2 separate regions of the Mus musculus genome follow, and region 1 is linked to region 2. Evidence: chromatin loops called from intact Hi-C (ENCODE). Cell type or tissue: heart. All regions are shown on one strand. Each heading gives the region's core, and the rest is flanking DNA. Links, peaks and the distances in the headings are about the cores only.

Evidence for each region. Peaks named below come from ENCODE experiments on the same cell type or tissue, not always from the same donor. Only the 100,000 strongest peaks of a DNase experiment are listed, where the experiment ranks them.
Region 1: it touches region 2 in a loop (2.2-fold over the local background); 3 of 42 quality-filtered maps call a loop at or near these places.

What each region holds. Positions count from the first base shown.
Region 1 is chr16:13,354,154-13,362,489 of GRCm38, forward strand. The region is part of intron 3 of Mrtfb (myocardin related transcription factor B); the gene reads left to right. It overlaps LOC115488652 (a long non-coding RNA gene), which reads right to left. Exons shown (of 4, transcript XR_003951941.1): 2 at 8,042-8,138; 3 at 6,856-6,983; 4 at 482-555. Among named protein-coding and RNA genes, the nearest start is that of Gm15738, 64 kb to the right of the region's middle. In heart, for the core only: a CTCF peak has its summit at 3,708; DNase peaks (open chromatin) are centred at 3,858, 5,368 and 5,508; H3K4me3 peaks cover 2,773 bases; H3K27ac peaks cover 2,382 bases.
Region 2 is chr16:13,405,928-13,414,259 of GRCm38, forward strand. Mrtfb (myocardin related transcription factor B) reads left to right here. Exons shown (of 17, transcript NM_001122667.2): 16 at 3,690-3,750; 17 at 6,233-8,332. The coding sequence ends at 6,768. It overlaps Gm15738 (a long non-coding RNA gene), which reads right to left. Exons shown (of 4, transcript XR_003951943.1): 2 at 130-208. Among named protein-coding and RNA genes, the nearest start is that of Gm15738, 12 kb to the right of the region's middle. In heart, for the core only: CTCF peaks have their summits at 4,069 (motif pointing left), 5,043 (motif pointing left) and 5,818 (motif pointing left); no DNase peak of the experiment used is centred there.

The DNA of each region.
Region 1 (8,336 bases), core at 321-8,320, 52 kb before region 2:
CCAGGTTTTTGTGTGGATCCCTTGAGCCATGTTTGTTTATATTTGATCCCTGAAGCCTTTCTTGAAACACTGCTACTCTAAACCACACAGTTTTTCTCACGCGTATTAAATATCTTTGTTTAGTGCTGGAGAAACTGGCTTGATTTCTGGCAGCCTCTGTAAGGGTTAAAGAGCTCTTTTGAGTATGCATGCACACAAACACTGGCAAAGCAAATCTATCTTAAATAGAAGTGACTTTAATCACATATCATTTGAAGTTAAATGTTGTTCCTGACAAAGAGCCAAATGACAATAAAGGTGTGCAGTACATGTGGTGGAAAGAAGAGCAGACCTCCTGCAAAGCAGCTCCTGTGACGCCTTGGGCTTCTCCTGCTAAAGCAATGCAAGGTTCTCTCTCCTCTCTGTTCAGCCTGAAGACCAAGGTCACAGCAAGGCAGCTGCCCTAGGACACTGAGTGTGATGGGTCAGAATGAGACATCATCCGTGCAGGGCAGAGCTACACAGCTCGACTGTGGCCAGCAGTGGGTTGTAGAGACTCTGGAGGCAGATCTTACCCTGGGGAAAAGAGAGTTATGAGAGCAGCGAAGAAAATAAACATTGACCTTAGGCATTGTTCTGGAAACTGGAAGCGTTGGGGCAAATCTGTGTTCTTTGCTATGTATAGATAAATACAGATTTTATATATGTACACAGAACCACACACACAAATAGAATGTATTTGTTATCTCTTCATATGTAGAGATGTAAACGTGTGTGTATGTGTTAAATGTAAACGTCTGCTCATGCGGCACATCCTAGCTCTGTGCTCAGAAGGCCACACCTCACATCAGACCCTAGATCCTGAATGGGGCAGGGCTACGAGGTGGACTCGAAACGTCTTGTCAGAGGATAATGCCAAACTAGGAGTCCTGGCCTCTGATAGAGATAGTCCTATCATCAAATAAATGACAGTAATAGATACAACCCCATTGAACAAAACAGGAAGCCTTGAGAGCATGCTGTAACTGGTAATATATACCAGCTATTCATTTCCTTAGAGTTGAGTATACCTCTAATATGGATGGCCCACAATTTATAATTCTGCTTATGAGTTTTCAACTTTCAGGGGCATAAAAGCAGTACATGTAGTATAGAAACCATGCTTTGGATTCTGATCTTTTCCTGAACTGACAATATGTAGTCTAGTTCTCTTGTGCAGAGTTAGGCAGTAGCCAACAACCACCTCTTCCAGTCAGCCCCAGGATTACCAGGAGCCATCAGATATGCTGGAGTGCTGTGCTACTGTGATACTTTGTATGTTGGGGTATTGATTAATGAACTTTGGACTTAACAGTACTTTTTATTTAAAATTAATTTATCAGGACATAAATTGGGGGACATCTGTAACTACAGACAGGATGATAGTCTTCCTACCAACTGTGTCACCCAGTCTCATCACAAGGATGTGGTCCTCAAACCCAAACTACAGATGGGACCTAGCTTTGGATCCCTTTTGCTATTTGGACAGTTTGGAACTTGGATGGAGTTTGTGGATTGCTAGTAGCAGCTTATCAGCCTCAGTCGCTCAATACTGACTTTTTTTTTTTTTTTGTATAGAATAGAGTTTATTTGGGGGCATGGGGAGGGGAATTGAGAGGGTGGGAGAGAGAGAGAGAGAGAGAGAGAGAGAGAGAGAGAGAGAGAGAGAGAGAGAGATCGAGGAAGCAGAGAAGTAGAGGCCAGCCATGAGCATGTGGAGAGAGGGGTGGTGGGAATGGAGGGGGGGAAGGGTGAGAGGACAGAGCAGGAACAAGAAGGCTATGGCTCTGTAAAAAGGTAGCCTTATGTGTAAGAACATGCTCAACAATGCTCTTGAAGAGATAGTATCAGAAATTCTCACAGAAAGTTTGGGGAAAATGCTTTGTGAATTTGAAACTATTTCAAATTCTTTGAAAAACAGCAAAAACATTTTTTAGGTATCTCCATTACTAGAGAAATTATTTCTTTTCAAAATGACAAAGCTGAGGCTTTGCTATAAGCCTGCAGCAGATGGTGCTTCGTTGATGGGAGGCTGACACTTTCATGGAGAGATAACGTGTCGGCAGAGTTTCCTTCACAAAGACGTCGACGACACAGAGTTTCAAGTTTTAAAGTGATGAGTGTAAAATATGTGTGTGTGTTTGAACCTATAAACTGAAAACATTGAGCAGCACCCTAGAAAAGTGCATGCTCCCTGTTGTTTTTACTGTTCCTTTTGCAAAGCACTGTAAGATGGAAGCACTAGAGCCAAGTTTGTTTTATAAGAATCCTGGCCTCACTTATGAGATATGCTATCTCTCAGTTTTCCCATCTGTAAATTGAGTTGATAATACTGATTTTGCAAGTCTATCAACAGGATAACTGATTGATTGATAGATAAATAGATAAAGTGTTACTGCTTCATAAAAAGTTAAAATACTTTTATAAATTAGTGCCTTGTGGTTACTCCCCAAAGAGCAGGGATGTGATAAACTCATGACTTGTGCTGCTACATGTCTCTAGCCAAAACTTAGAACTCGGGCCTAGTGTAGAGAAACTAGGCAGTGCAGTGCAATACGAAGACCTTCCTCTGTGGAGAACAGCAACTTTGCTTCAGTTCTAAGCCTTTGTGATCCTGGTCTTCGTTCTTCAATGTCTGTAATGTTCAAATCACCATGAAGCTCAGCAGGACTGCTGGGATACCGTGTAATATGTGCAAAAAAGTTGATGAAGTACCCAGTAAAGAGCAGTCACTCCTTGTGACTCTTGGAAGGACAGGAATGCTGTATCGGGAAACTAGGTCCAGAGACAGGGGACAGTAGCAGAGGTTTGCTTGAGGGCAGTGTGATAGACACTTCCATGTGCTCTTAGACTTAGACTATGCTGGAAGACTTCTGTTGCTTCAAAAGGAGCCTCCGTTGACAAGAAACATGTCATATGTTGTAAAATCCCATTCTCCAGAGATGTGGGAGAAGGGCAGATAGCAATCTCAGTAGGATAGTGTGGGTTGACTGCCTTGAAACCAGAGGCAAAAGATTTTCAGGATGTTTGATCCAAACCCCTCTGTGCTAGGAGGGGAAATACTGCTTCACCTGTGTGCAGGATGTAACCCTTTCTTCAGTCCACCGAGGCCATGCTGTGTATGACTAATATCACCTCATTTTCTCTTCAGAAGAAATATCCATCCTTTAGAGGCTTTTTTCTTCATCATCCATCAGTCGTGCCTGGTCACTGGTCAGGAACAGTGTTGTCAGCTATTTTCTCCTGTATTTTTTTTTTTCAGCTTAGTCTTGTCCCTTGGCTGTGTACAAGTAAAATTACTCATTCGACAAGACTCCTCATCGAGCACGGCTCTTGTGCCACTACCATTTGTTGATGGGCATATGGGAGCTCTATGCAAAGGCACATGGTTTGAACTCTAAAAATTATTGTGTCTGCTGGTGTGTGTTTGGTGTATGTGGAAACAAACTTGTTTCCACGTTGCCTGGAATTTCCATCCATAAACATTTCCTTCCAGAGTGCCCCTTGCATGTGTGAGTAGCCACCTGTACCTTGCAGAAAAGGCACGCGTGTTGTGAAATGAAACTCCAGCCCATCGCTGATTAAATCTTTTAGGAACATCTCTTAGTGGTGTTGCTTTGTACTTGGGAGAACAATTCTCCTTTAAAAAAGAATCCTAGTGATGCTAGCTCTCTCAGCCGACTAGTGGCACAAAGGCAAACTGCTGCTCCATGGGCTCTGAATAGCCAAGGAAGCAGCCGGATTTGCAGCACATTCCTGGCTATAAAGCTCTGCCAGGGATAGCCCTATGTAGCAAGAGGCTCCCACAGAGGAACGTGGGAGGGAAGGGATGCTTTCCACCCACATGTGCTGGTAGCATGTTTATTCAGTGAGGTGCCTCTGCAGAGATAAAACTGCTTCCTTTGGATGTCCTCTTCTGTCATTTGTTTAGCTGGAGAACTTCATGAGTAATGCATGGGCTCGTCTGGCCAGTGTGAAGTATTTCACAGCCCAGGGCTTTGCTTACAGAGAGCACAGCAGAGACGGCAGCCAGCCGTTCATCTTCCTGTTATCAGCAAAGGTTTCTCTTTAATAGCTAGAGATTTTATTTTTAACTGCTTGACTCAGTGCTCGTCAGATGATTGGGAGCATCTAGCTGCAGATTGAAGCAGCCAGCGCGGGGGAGGCTGGAATGGCAAAGGGAAGGGGGATGGCTGGGAAAGGGGGTGGGATCTTAAGAGTCGTGCCTCGCAGCCTCTGCCTTCCTCTAGTGTGGAAGAGTTAAAGGCTCCCACCCGAAGGAGTGTGTCTGCAGGTCAAGCTGGGAACTCCAAGCGAATGGCTGCCTTATGTCACTTAGAGACTTAATTGCTCTGTGACCAGTGTGCTGTGAGGAGGGAGCAGGACCAGAGTGTTCTGTGCTCTCTACTGTCCTGCGAATCAAGCTTATCTCCTGCTGGATGCTGCCTGTCTCCAGAAGTCTTCACCATGATCGATAGCTCCAAGAAGCAGCCACAAGGCTTCCCAGAAATTTTAACTGCTGAGGATTTTGAACCTTTCAAAGAAAAGGAATGCCTTGAGGGAAGCAACCAGAAAAGTCTCAAGGAAGGTCAGTCTGTCTCTGGACAGGGCAGGATGGCTACATTCCTGTTCCTGTCACCTTGCTGGCTGGCATGTCTGTCTACCACTGTATGTCTGTGTGTCTCTCTGTTTGCTGTTGCCCTTACTCCTGAGTTCTCTATGGTGAATGTTTAATCCTGCTTGCAGAGAGACAGAGTTGACAGGACATGAACAGTTGGCAATAATTGCTACTGATAATGACAGTTAGGAAGCCAGTCCTGGCTTCAGTTTAATTTGTCCAGATTTGTTTGTGTATTTTTCCCAGTTTGGGGATTCTCCTCCAAACCCTGTGGGTTTTGGAGAGGCTATTCCATTTTTATTATTAACCAGAACACTGCTTTATTTGTGTTTACAGCCACATAATTCCAGGAAAAATAATTTTCCCGATTAATATGTTGGACGTTTGTTGTTTGTCTCCTTGAGTCCTGAAATGATGACTCAGCTGTGTGTGCATTATCTGCATATTGATTTAAAAGCATGTTGCATAGTTTGATTTAAAAAAAAAAAAAAAGCAAGCAAATAAGCTTGTGAATGCTTACTGGTGGTTAGAATTGTCGGCAAGCACTGCACTAATTAAGAAAATGGCCAGAGATCTGGGAATTCCTGTTCCTGTTTGCGCAGCATGCTTCTGTTACAGCGGAGAGCAAGGGCTGTGGGTGAGGAAGCCCGAATCTGAACAGATTGAGACCTGAGTGTTATTGATCCCCGTGCCCACCCAGTCCTCTCGGGGAGGCTTCCTTCCTCACTCCCTCAGCTCTGTCTGCAGACCCTTCCTGGCCTGCTCAGCTCCGGTTCCTCCTGCAGACAGATCGCCTGTAAGGAACCCTGTTGCCCTGAGTAGCGAGTGCTTCCATCCTTTTCTCTCAGATACTAAGAGTGCAAATGATGAGGGCGTGCTGTAGCTTGCAAAAGATGAAAATAAATCATTCTTTGACTTCCCGGAGTCAAACTGCTTTTGAGAATGGTCAGGAAACACCTAGGTCACAACAGATAACACAGAGTGAAATGTAAGTTACTGCTGCCAAGAACTGAACAATGGGCATGCTCTGCCTCTACACAGTGTGTGTTACTGCAGATTGCTGGAACAGTCAGTGCCAGGGGAGTTTTTAGGACACACGGAGACTCGTTACAGGGGTCAGGTGGGCTTAAAGTTTTTAAATCATTCATTGATAAAACAGTTTAAGAATTCCTTTTGCATCGGTTAAGCTGTTTAAATGTCAGTTCCTCTTAATGCCATATATTTAAAACAGGTTTGTATGCTTGTGAAATCAGGCAAGTTAAATAGAATAGGAGAAATAAAAAGATAACAAAACAGCAGAATGTGATTTAAAGGACTTAGGAAGCAAGGATCAAAAGTATGAACATAAGGAGTAGAGAGGTGTGAAGCATGTGCCTAGCACGTAAGAGTCCCAGGTTTGATTCCCAACACCGTGCATGCATACATCATACATACATACATACATCCTGCAGACATGTGTCCATGGTAGAAGAATCATGAGCTGATTGATCACATAATTAGAATCTCCCTGGCAATCCTGAGGGTTATACAGTGCAGTAAACAGTGTAGTATTGAAAGAGCAAAGAGAGGCTGTGAGTGACAGGTCTTTAGGCTCAAGCCCAGGTACAGCATGACTTTTGTGGCCCTGGATGGACCTAGTGTTTACTGCTCTGCACTTTGGTTTCCTTGTCTGTACAATGAGAAGGAATAGTTCCCATGTCCTTCTATTTACATGGGAGGCTGGGTGCAGTATCAGTTTCACATTCACCCTCTCACTCACTTGAAAGCCCTTTGTTACTGCCTGCTTCTATGCAAAAGTTAAAGTTTAAGAGCCAACATATATTTTTCTTATAAAGAAGTGGCCTGCATATTCACAAATGCAAATTCATAAAGAGGTCATGTTTTAAGACACCCCACAGAAATGACTGATAATGAAATCCACATCTCACCAGAATCGAATGGAACTGAGCTTGACATGTTTAACATATTTAACATATTATGTATTTTTACTCATTTGCAGTAATAGGGGATGAGAGTAAAATGATATAACCACATATCAAGTCAAAGTCTCCGCCTCAGATCTGGATTTAATCAGAACAGAAAATAACTTTTTAGGAAAAATCCCTTATTTGAGTTGTATGAAAATAAATTGTTCCTATGAAGAACTGAACCCTAAAATTCAGTGTACCCCAGTACCAAATGCAGATACATAATGTGAGAGAGGCGTGTGGCTGACTGACCTGGGCCTGCACTGCCTGAGCAGTGTCTTCTTGCCAGCAGCTGTGTTGCTTCATGAGAAAGACAGTTGCTCAAATGTCTTAGATTGACTTGTTGTTGAAAATGCCTTCACGTCTACGTAGATCCTGCGCTGTTTTGGTAAGAGAGATGAATATATAAATGACTATTAGTAATGCCTAGTTTATCCTTGTGTATTAAGAGGTACTTATTAAAGGTATTTATTATATTTCATATCAATTCTGTTGGATTTTTTCTACTCAGTGTTAAGAAAGATGGATTTTTTTTGGAGACCACCCTATAGAATTTTTTAAACATTTGAATCATAAAATCATAAATTTCTAGGCAATGAATTGTTCATCTGATTCTAGTCACATAGACAGCAGGCTGGCCCCTCTGGTGTTGCTAACTTTTGTCTGCTTTAAGGGCTGGAGTTTCTCTGCCTCAAGTGACAACTCTCTTGCCTGCTTATATTGAAGTCTTTGCCAACCCCAATAATTGCTGACAGTGTCGTTGGCTAAAATTAGTATAAGGCTACTTCGGGTGGGGTTCAGATTTTGCAAGCAAATAATCACAGGATTTAAGGGGTTTTGTTTGTTTGTTTGTTTGTTTGTTTGTTTGTTTGTATGGAGAAAGCAAAATGGTCAGTGGGTAAAAGTGCTTGCCACTGAGCCTGACCATATGAGCTCAGTCCCTGGGATGCACATGGTAGCAGCAGAGAACTGACTCCCAAAATCTGGTTTCTGGCCTCTATACTCATGCCATAACCACACACACACACACACACACACACACACACACACACACCACACACCATGCATACACACACACACACCATACACACCATGCATACACACACACACACCACACACACCATGCATACACACACACACACACCACACATACCATGCATACACACACACACCACACACACCATGCATACACACACCATGCATACACACACACAAACATAACTTTACATAATTTTTGTAGAACATCAAGGAAATTTAGTAATATGTCAAAGGTAAAGCTGTCCCTCTGTCTCATCCAGGGTCTTACACATGCGTGATAAGGGTTTCACCAGTGTGCCACTCCTCAACCCAAGGAAAATGGTCTCTACTAGTGGTTGCTCTGCATAGCAGGAAATGGACTGAACAGCAGAAGTTAACACCACACTCAGCTAAGGCTTACCGTTATGAAGACGTTGGTAACTCCTAGGCAGTGTGTGTAGCTAGAGAATCTGACTTCTCTCTGCCCTAGATGAGAAGCAGCAGTTGTCACGAATTCCCTGAACAAAGTCAAATAAAGCATTCCTTATACCAGCTCCTGTTGTGGAAGCAATGCTGGGGGCTCTCTCCCCCTGCCTTACATACAAGGGGTTTGGCTGTTTTCTAAATAGTTAATTTCAGCACACGTGAGCTTAAATTTAACTTACAGATCTTCAGCATGTTCATATAAATTTCCAGGAGTAATCAATAAGTTGGGG
Region 2 (8,332 bases), core at 333-8,332:
CGCACATTTCAGGGCTTCCTCAGATTGTGCCCAATTCTCTGTTAAAACACAGAGATGACAGCTAGAAGCTTTATATTTCATCTAGCTGTTTCCAATTGCCTATGAAGACTCTAAGCCTTGAATACTTACCTACAGCAACTGTTGGGAGCCACAGCGATGGTGGGATCTCAGGCGAGGTGTGTGTCTCCTTGGAGCCCTCCTGGGTCCACTGAACAGAGTGAGGGCTCTCAGTTACAAACTCCTCCAAACCCTACCTCTCCAAAGCTCCCTTTCACAGCTGAGGACTTCCTTGTGAGAAAGGATTATAGCCTCCCAGAGGACCTGAGGAATAGACCTGACAGGAGGACACAGTGGATCCAAACAAGAACTCACAGCAAGTGGCCAGACCTGTGTGCAGCCCGTGCCCCGTACTCTGTGGATACTTGTCAGAGGCACATGGTGTCTTGCTGTATTTGCTGTCTAACGCATGAAAGGTGAAGAAATGCACAACGATCATCTGCTGTAGCTTATAGGATGCAGAGGAAAGACAGCTTTCCTAGTGTGAGCATCCCAAAATCAACAGAGACCTCACTTGTGAGGAAAAAGCCAGATTTAAAATAATAAAAAAAAGCCGGCTTGGTATAGCTGTCTCTTGTGAGGCTGTTCCAGTGCCTGGCAAATACAGAAGTGGATGCTCACAGTCAGCTATTGGATGGAACACAGGGTCCCCAATAAAGGAGCTAGAGAAAGTACTCAAAGAGCTGAAGGGGTCTGCAACCCTATAGGAGGAACAACAATATGAACTAACCAGTACTCCCCCCCCCCCCCCCAGAGCTTGTGTCTCTAGCTGCATATGTAGCAGAAGATGGCCACATGGTGGCTCACAACCACACGTTAATAAGATATCTTCTGGTACGTCAGAAGTCAGCTACGGAGTACTTATGTATAATAATAAATGAAGCTTTGGGCCAGAGCAAGCAGGGACTGAGCGAGCAGAGTTGACCAGAGTGAGCAGAGGTCCTAAGAATTCAATCCCCAACAACCACATAAAGGCTCAGAATCATCTGTACAGCTAGCTACAGTGCACTCACATACATAAAAAATTAATTTTAAAAAATAAATGAAAATTCTAAAGCAAAAAAATACAGTACTTGAAAAAAATCATGCCAGGCAGTGGTGCACACCTTTAATCCCAGCACTTGGGAGGCAAAGGCAGGTGGATCTGAGTTTAAAGACAGCCTGGTCTACAGAGCAAGCCCCAGGACAACCAGAGAAAAATTGTCTCCAAGAAGGAAGGGAGGCAGGGAGGCAGGGAGACAGGGAAGGAAGGAAGGAAGGAAGGAAGGAAGGAAGGAAGGAAGGAAGGAAGGAAGGAAGGAAGGAAGGAAGGAGAGAAAAACAAAATCATAGATGGGCTTAGCAGAGAGAAGGGGAAGCTATGCTAATGGCTGGTGGGTGGGTCTGTCTGAACAGGGTACAGTCCGAGTCCTCCTGAGCTAGCCCATTCCATTGTGCACATGTGTGGCCCATAAATATAGACAGTTGCTTCATGTCACTTAATCTTTAATTTAAAGAAAGCCATACACACACACACCAGTCACTACAACCTCAGAGCCTGTGTAATGGTTTCTCACCATAGAAAGAGAAACAAGGCAGTGGGACAGCTAAGAACTAGATGAGGTAATAGCTTGTGTTTTCAGCTTTGAGGTGTTCAGAATTCCTGTTACATCATAGCATTCCTCATTATATCACATCATAATATTCCACATTACATCGTAGCATTTCACATTCCTTCACAATCACATTATCGGAAGTAAAGGTAAGAGATACTAGAGAGAAAAGCGTAAGGGGACAACTACTATGTGACTAATGTCAGGTTGTTGTTTTTTTTATTAATGATAAAAAGAGACTGCCAAGGTAGCTCAGTAAGCTTGCCAACCAAGCCAGACTAACTGAGTTCCATGCACAGGACTCTCATAGTGAAAGGTGAGAACCCTCTTGCAAGCAGTCCTCTGACCTCTACCGTGCGTCAAGGCACACATACAACAACGTGTATGTGCACAAGCACACTCACAAAATAAATATAGTTTTTAAAACTAATGGGAGCCAGAAAGAGTGCAGCATTGTTTTAAGTTCTTAGTGAGGAGGATTCCAAGAGACTACTACCCAGATCCTATATCAAGTGAGAGTGTCCTTTAATAATATATGTAAACTCCAAAGAATTTCAGATAAACAAAACATAATCCATCAAACACAAAGACATGGATTTTTAAGTCAAAGATTGGGGAAAACACACTATTGAAACAAGAAACTTACTAGATGTGCTCATGGAAAAAGACTTAAACATGTTTTACCAAGGATGGTAAATAGCTAGTGAATAGTGTACAGACCCTCTGCAGTCACTAGTCACCCAGGAACTGCAGTAGAACCACATCTCCATCCCACAACTCCCCTCAGGCGGTGCAGCGGGGATGCAGAACACCTGCTTTGGGAGAACATGGGATAATGTTGGGAAACAGTTTCGCCATTTTCCAAGATGTTAAGTGTACATCCACTCTGAGACCCATTAGATTTACTCTTAGGTAACTTACCGTGAGAAAGGCACAGGGCATAGTAGTGTAGAGCTGTGCACAGATTTCTATAGCAGCTTTGTTAACAGTCCAAAAGTGGGAAGCCCACCAATTAAGTCAGTGACCAAGCAAGCAGACATTCCCAAACATGGATTACTGACCAGCAATAAAAGCAGTAAACTATCCCTAAGCTATATACTACACCATGGATCCAGCTCGGAATAATGTCGCTGCGTAAGACAATGCTCCCATACCTTAACCTCAAGAAGAACATGTCTGAGGCACTGACAGGAATTCATGTGTTCTGAAGGACAGCGGGTCCTGGAGATGAGGGGCTTCCCAGTTGACAAATGATAATCTTGTTGATGGGTTCATAGACACATACATATTAGATCATTAAACTCCATGATCTGTGCTGTCTTGGTTAGGATTCTATTGCTGTGAATAGATAATACCATGACCATGGCAACTCTTATAAAGAAAAGCATTTAATTGGAGCTGGCTTATAGTTCAGAGGTTCAGTCTATTATCATCATGGCCAGAAGCAAGGCAGCAAAGGCAGACATGGTACTGGAGAAGTAGCCAAGAGCTCTGCCTCTGGTTCACCAGGCAGTAGAGAAAGAATGAGCCTCTGAGCCTGGCTTGAGCTTATAAAATCCTAAAACTCGCCCTTAGTAACACACCTACTCCAACAAAGCCACGGGTCTTAGTTTTTTTAAATAATGCCACTCCCTGTGAGCCAGTGAAGATCATTTTCATTCAAACTACCACATACGGTAAGTGTAACTTACATGCCAAATCAACCTCAACGGTAAAACCATGTGCACAGTGTGCTCATCTGAGCTATAGCAATTCTTGCTGAATGCAGATTGACTCAGACCCTCTTTGAATAAAGTATTAGACACCTCCCAAAGTGCCATTCAGGAAAAGCAGAGCACACATGCAAGTCACAGCGCTGGCTTCTTCCTTGATTCTTAGTTGACCTATCATGCTCTGGTGGTTTGGCTTAAATATCTTCATTTCCCAAGCAACTTGGCTGTTTTCTAGACTATCAAATGTTAGAGTAAAACCAAGGCTCAGTGGACCCCTTGGTGAAGTGCCCCTGGTGCAGGCCGCTAACTCTGTCCTCCTTGGCTGCAGGTTTCCAGTGTGCACAGTCAGCAGATGGACGACCTCTTCGACATCCTCATAAAGAGTGGAGGTGGGTCAAAGGCTGGACACAAGCCCAAGGGAAGCAGTGTCATACCACAGGCCTAGGACAGCCTTCCTCTAAAGCTGGATGTTGTCTTGGAAACTGAGAAACATCCAGTTCTAACAAACCTGCTCAAGCTAGGCCATCAAACCACATAACAGAGGAAAGAAAGCCCTTTGGCTCCACACTGAAGGATGGCATGATGTTAGATCCCCATAGCTGTCACTTGGAAAAAAGGAAAGATGTCTCACACATTAGAGCTGGGCCAGCAAAGCATGCTCTATGGAGTGAGAACTTTCCAATAACTTAGCCTGAGCTCCCTCTGGTGGTTGTTCTATTAAAATTCAGAGTACGTCATACATCAGGGCTACAGATATTACTCAGTGGGTAAAGGTGCTTGTTGCCAAGCTTAGTGACCTGAGTTTGATACCCAGAATCCACACCATGAAAGAGAACTAACCCCCACAAGTTGTTCTCTGACCTCCACATACATGCTGTGGTAGCATGCACATTCATAAGTAATAAACTGTAGTTAAAAATAAAGTAAGCCAGCTGGGCGTGGTGGCACACGCCTTTAATCCCAGCACTCAGGAGGCAGAGGCAGGCGGATTTCTGAGTTCTAGGCCAGCCTGGTCTACAGAGCAAGTTCCAGGACAGCCAGGGCTATACAGAGAAACCCTGTCTCAAAAAAACAAAAAAAAAAATAAATAAATAAAGTAAGCCATCATTTACAGTATGTTGCCTTTAAACCAGACGTTAGCACGTGCCTCAGCTCACCTGCCTTTACAAGTAAGCAAGGATCAGTTTTTCAGAAACTTCCTGGGATAGTTGCAGCCCAGTGGCAGAGCACTGCAATACAAATGTGAACTACCATCCTGGCATATCACATACACACCTATGTGCACATGCGTACACGTATGTGTGCATGTACAAAGTCGTACGGTGAAAGAAGTCAGGAGTTTGAAGTAGTAATTACTATTTCTCCATCTGTATTGAACACATCTGATAGACGCTGATGCCCTGAGCAGAGTCCATGGCATAGTGAAGGACATTGCCATCTGCATGTGGGCCACATGAATAAGTGAAAGTCTGCTGAGAACTACATTGGTCTTTCAGAATATGTTAAACTGAAAACTTGGGAGTTAAAAAATAAATGTGTATTTAAAAATCAGGCATGCAGTTTTTGCTCAGTCTGATAAAGATAAGGTTTTTTTCCAGTGATTCAGGTTCAATTCCCAGCACCACATGGTGAATCACAACTGTTTGTAACTCCAGTCCTAGGAGGACTCCAACGCCCTCCTGTGGCCTCCATGAGTACTGCACACACATAGCACACAGACACACATGCAGACAAAATACCCAGATACAATAAGCTTTTAAGTTTATGGTTCATTAATTCTTTCACCTACTGTATTCTCAGAAAGATGAGAAAGAATCTAACATGATGGCACACACATTTAATCCCAGGACTCGAGAGGCAGAGATAGGCAGAGCTCTCCAAGTTCCAAGCAGCCTGGTCCACATACTGAGTTCTAAATCAGCCAAGTCTACACAAAACAAGAAGTCATCTCAAAACAACAGTGGAGGAAGTTATTAAAATTCATCTATGTGAGCACTAGTCTGTCCATAACAGAAGGTCTGTTGGTTTGCTGGTTGCCCTATTAAGGAGTCAATATGATCACGTAGGGAGATGACTCTCTCAGTGTGCCATGCAAGCCTGAGGACCTGAACTTGGTTCCCCCCAGAACACAATAACAATGCCTATAATCCTAGTGTTGGGGAGGGGAGGACAAGTGGATCCTTGGGGCTTGCTGCCCAGCCATTGGGGAGATGACCCCATCCCAAACCGTAGGGCTAGTTAGCTCTGAAGAAGACGTTTGCATTTATCTCTGCCTTACACACAGAGAGCCACAAAAAATTAAATAGACTGGGACTGGGAAGATGATTCAACACATAAGAACACGTTCTGCTCTTGCTGAGGGCTAGAATTTGGTTCTTACCACCCATTTTGGATTCACAAATACCTGTAATGCTAGCTCGGGATCAGACACCCTCTGCTGGCCTCCATGGGTTCCTACACACAGGAGCACGTTCACACACTTGTATACATAAGTACAAATTAATGTTTAAGAATAAATTAAATAACTAATTGGTACTTATTAAGCTGTTTACCTAATTGTCCAAAGTTCAGATAACTCAGAACAAGAATTGAGAGCAGTGGCTGACCTGCCTCACCTTTAGGAAGGAGGGCAAAGGAGGTGACTTCAGCCTTGCGTTATTGATAAGGTGTACTGTGTCTGTTTTGTAACTTTCTAGACTGTATTGACAAACTGAAATACCATCCAACTATAATGACTTTTTAAAATTAAATTTAAAAAGAATTAGAGCATGCTCTCTCTGCCTCTAAGATGTAAGAGAGGATGACAGAATAGTCACTAATATAGTTCAATGGCAGCAAATACTTACTAACACCATCAATTCTTCTGCACAGAGATTTCCTTCCCAATAAAAGAAGAGCCTTCTCCAATTTCCAAGATGAAACCAGTGACAGCCAGCATCACCACAATGCCAGTCAATACCGTGGTCTCTCGACCACCGCCCCAGGTCCAAATAGCACCACCTGTATCCTTAGAACCTGTGAACAGTTTATCTGCCAGCTTAGAGAACCAGCTAGAAGCCTTCTTGGATGGCACTTTGCCCTCGGCCACTGACACTGGCCCACTGCAGAACAGCAGTGAAGATAGAGAGTCTTTCTCTCTGATCGAGGATCTGCAGAACGACTTGCTGAGTCATTCCAGCATGCTGTACCAGTCTCACTCTCCCATGGAGACCTCTGAGGCCCAGTTGGTGTCAGGGACCCCCTGTCTATCTCTTGACCTGTCAGACTCCAACCTGGACAACATGGAGTGGCTAGACATTACCATGCCCACCACATCCTCCGGGCTCACTCCACTGAGTACCACTGCGCCAAGCATGTTCTCTGCTGATTTTCTGGACCCACAGGACCTGCCGCTGCCATGGGACTAAGGTCACAGGTCTCTTGTTTCAGAGCTCGTGAGATTTGGAAACATGGAAACAAACCTGAGAGGCCAGTGTTTATAGCTGGAGCCATAGCTGCACTGTCGAAGTCAAAATACATTGTCACAGACAAAAAGGAAGGCCACAGCCTGGAAGCCAAGTGTGAGAGACTCCACAGAGACAGTTGTATGCAGAGCCCTTGTGAAATGCCTTAGCTAAAGCCAAAGGTCAGGAAATGGCACTAGGCTCTGGTCATCAGCCACCTTTTATCCTCTGTGGTCACCTCGTGGCCCTAATAAGAGGCAAGCAGCTCAACTTGAAACACCAGGCCACCCACAAGGGAGGGAGGGGAAGAGCCACTGCACATGTGCTCCTTAGAGTGGCCTACGGCAGATCAATAGCAAGGTCAGAGGCACCTGAGCACTCTGGGCAGCCAGCAGCAGCTTCCAGCCAGAGGCTTTGAGTCCCACTTTGAAATCTGCGTGATTGTGTGATGTCATAGGTCATTTTGTGAATTTGGGAATCAAAATGATGAACAACCTTTTACCATCAACACATGTCTACAAGATACTGTCACACAAGAGCCCAGTGTATTGAGTCCAGATACATTGATAGTGCTGCAGCTTCCCCAGTGGCCTTGGGTGAATGAGGTTGATTCTCCTGTGATGTTAGACATTGGAATGTGCTTTGACCTTGTGACCTCTACAGTCTTTGGTAGAGTAAAAAGATGGCGTCGACTGGTCCTACTTGTAATAAGTCAGATATCTCTAGAGTACTGAGCCACACAGTGTCTCCATCTTTGAAGACTTGCCGACAGACTCTCTCAGGTGACCATGCCCATCTCAAAGAACCAAAAAAAGGCTTCAGCATGAAATTCCTTCTCAACCTAATGAGTTAATGGAAGGTGTGGGCCTTGAGCACAGGTTAGACCAACCCCCTGTCACCAGCTCCCTGGTTCTCATTGCATAGGCTTGTAACTGCCTGCTCTCAAGTCTAAACCTAAAAACTGGAGGTTTTATTCCTCTTTTTCCCCTTGATCCGTAACAGAAAAGTTATGTTTATCAAGTGATTTAAGAATTGTTTAAGATGCCAACTGCCACAGATTTTCCACAACTCTTGATCTAGTGATTTAGTTATTGACAAATTGTAAATAACTGACCAGAGTATGGAATTTTTATTCAGTGACAGCCCTTATCCTATCCCCTTCCCATCCCCTTTAACCTGAGCCAGGTGGGCTTCCTACATCAATCCACATGTCTCTTCCACAGCACATCCAGGCAGTATCCTGACCCATCATCTAGAGAGAACCTTAATCATTTCTGAGGAGGTTTTACCCCAGTGATCAAAATGGTCCCTTTTCCTGGCTTTAACCTCTGGCAAACAGCGCTCTCTCAACTGAAGCTTGGCATTCTGGTGGGCAGGGCCCACTGAGCTCAGGTAATCCTCTTGTTTAGAATCTGGTAGGTCAGTATTGGGAGGCACCAACACTAGGGTAGCTGGATCCTGTCATCTGACCAGGCCTCCTGAGGTTGGCTCTGCTGCAACTGAGGACCTGGGAAGGCGTGCTCCCCGT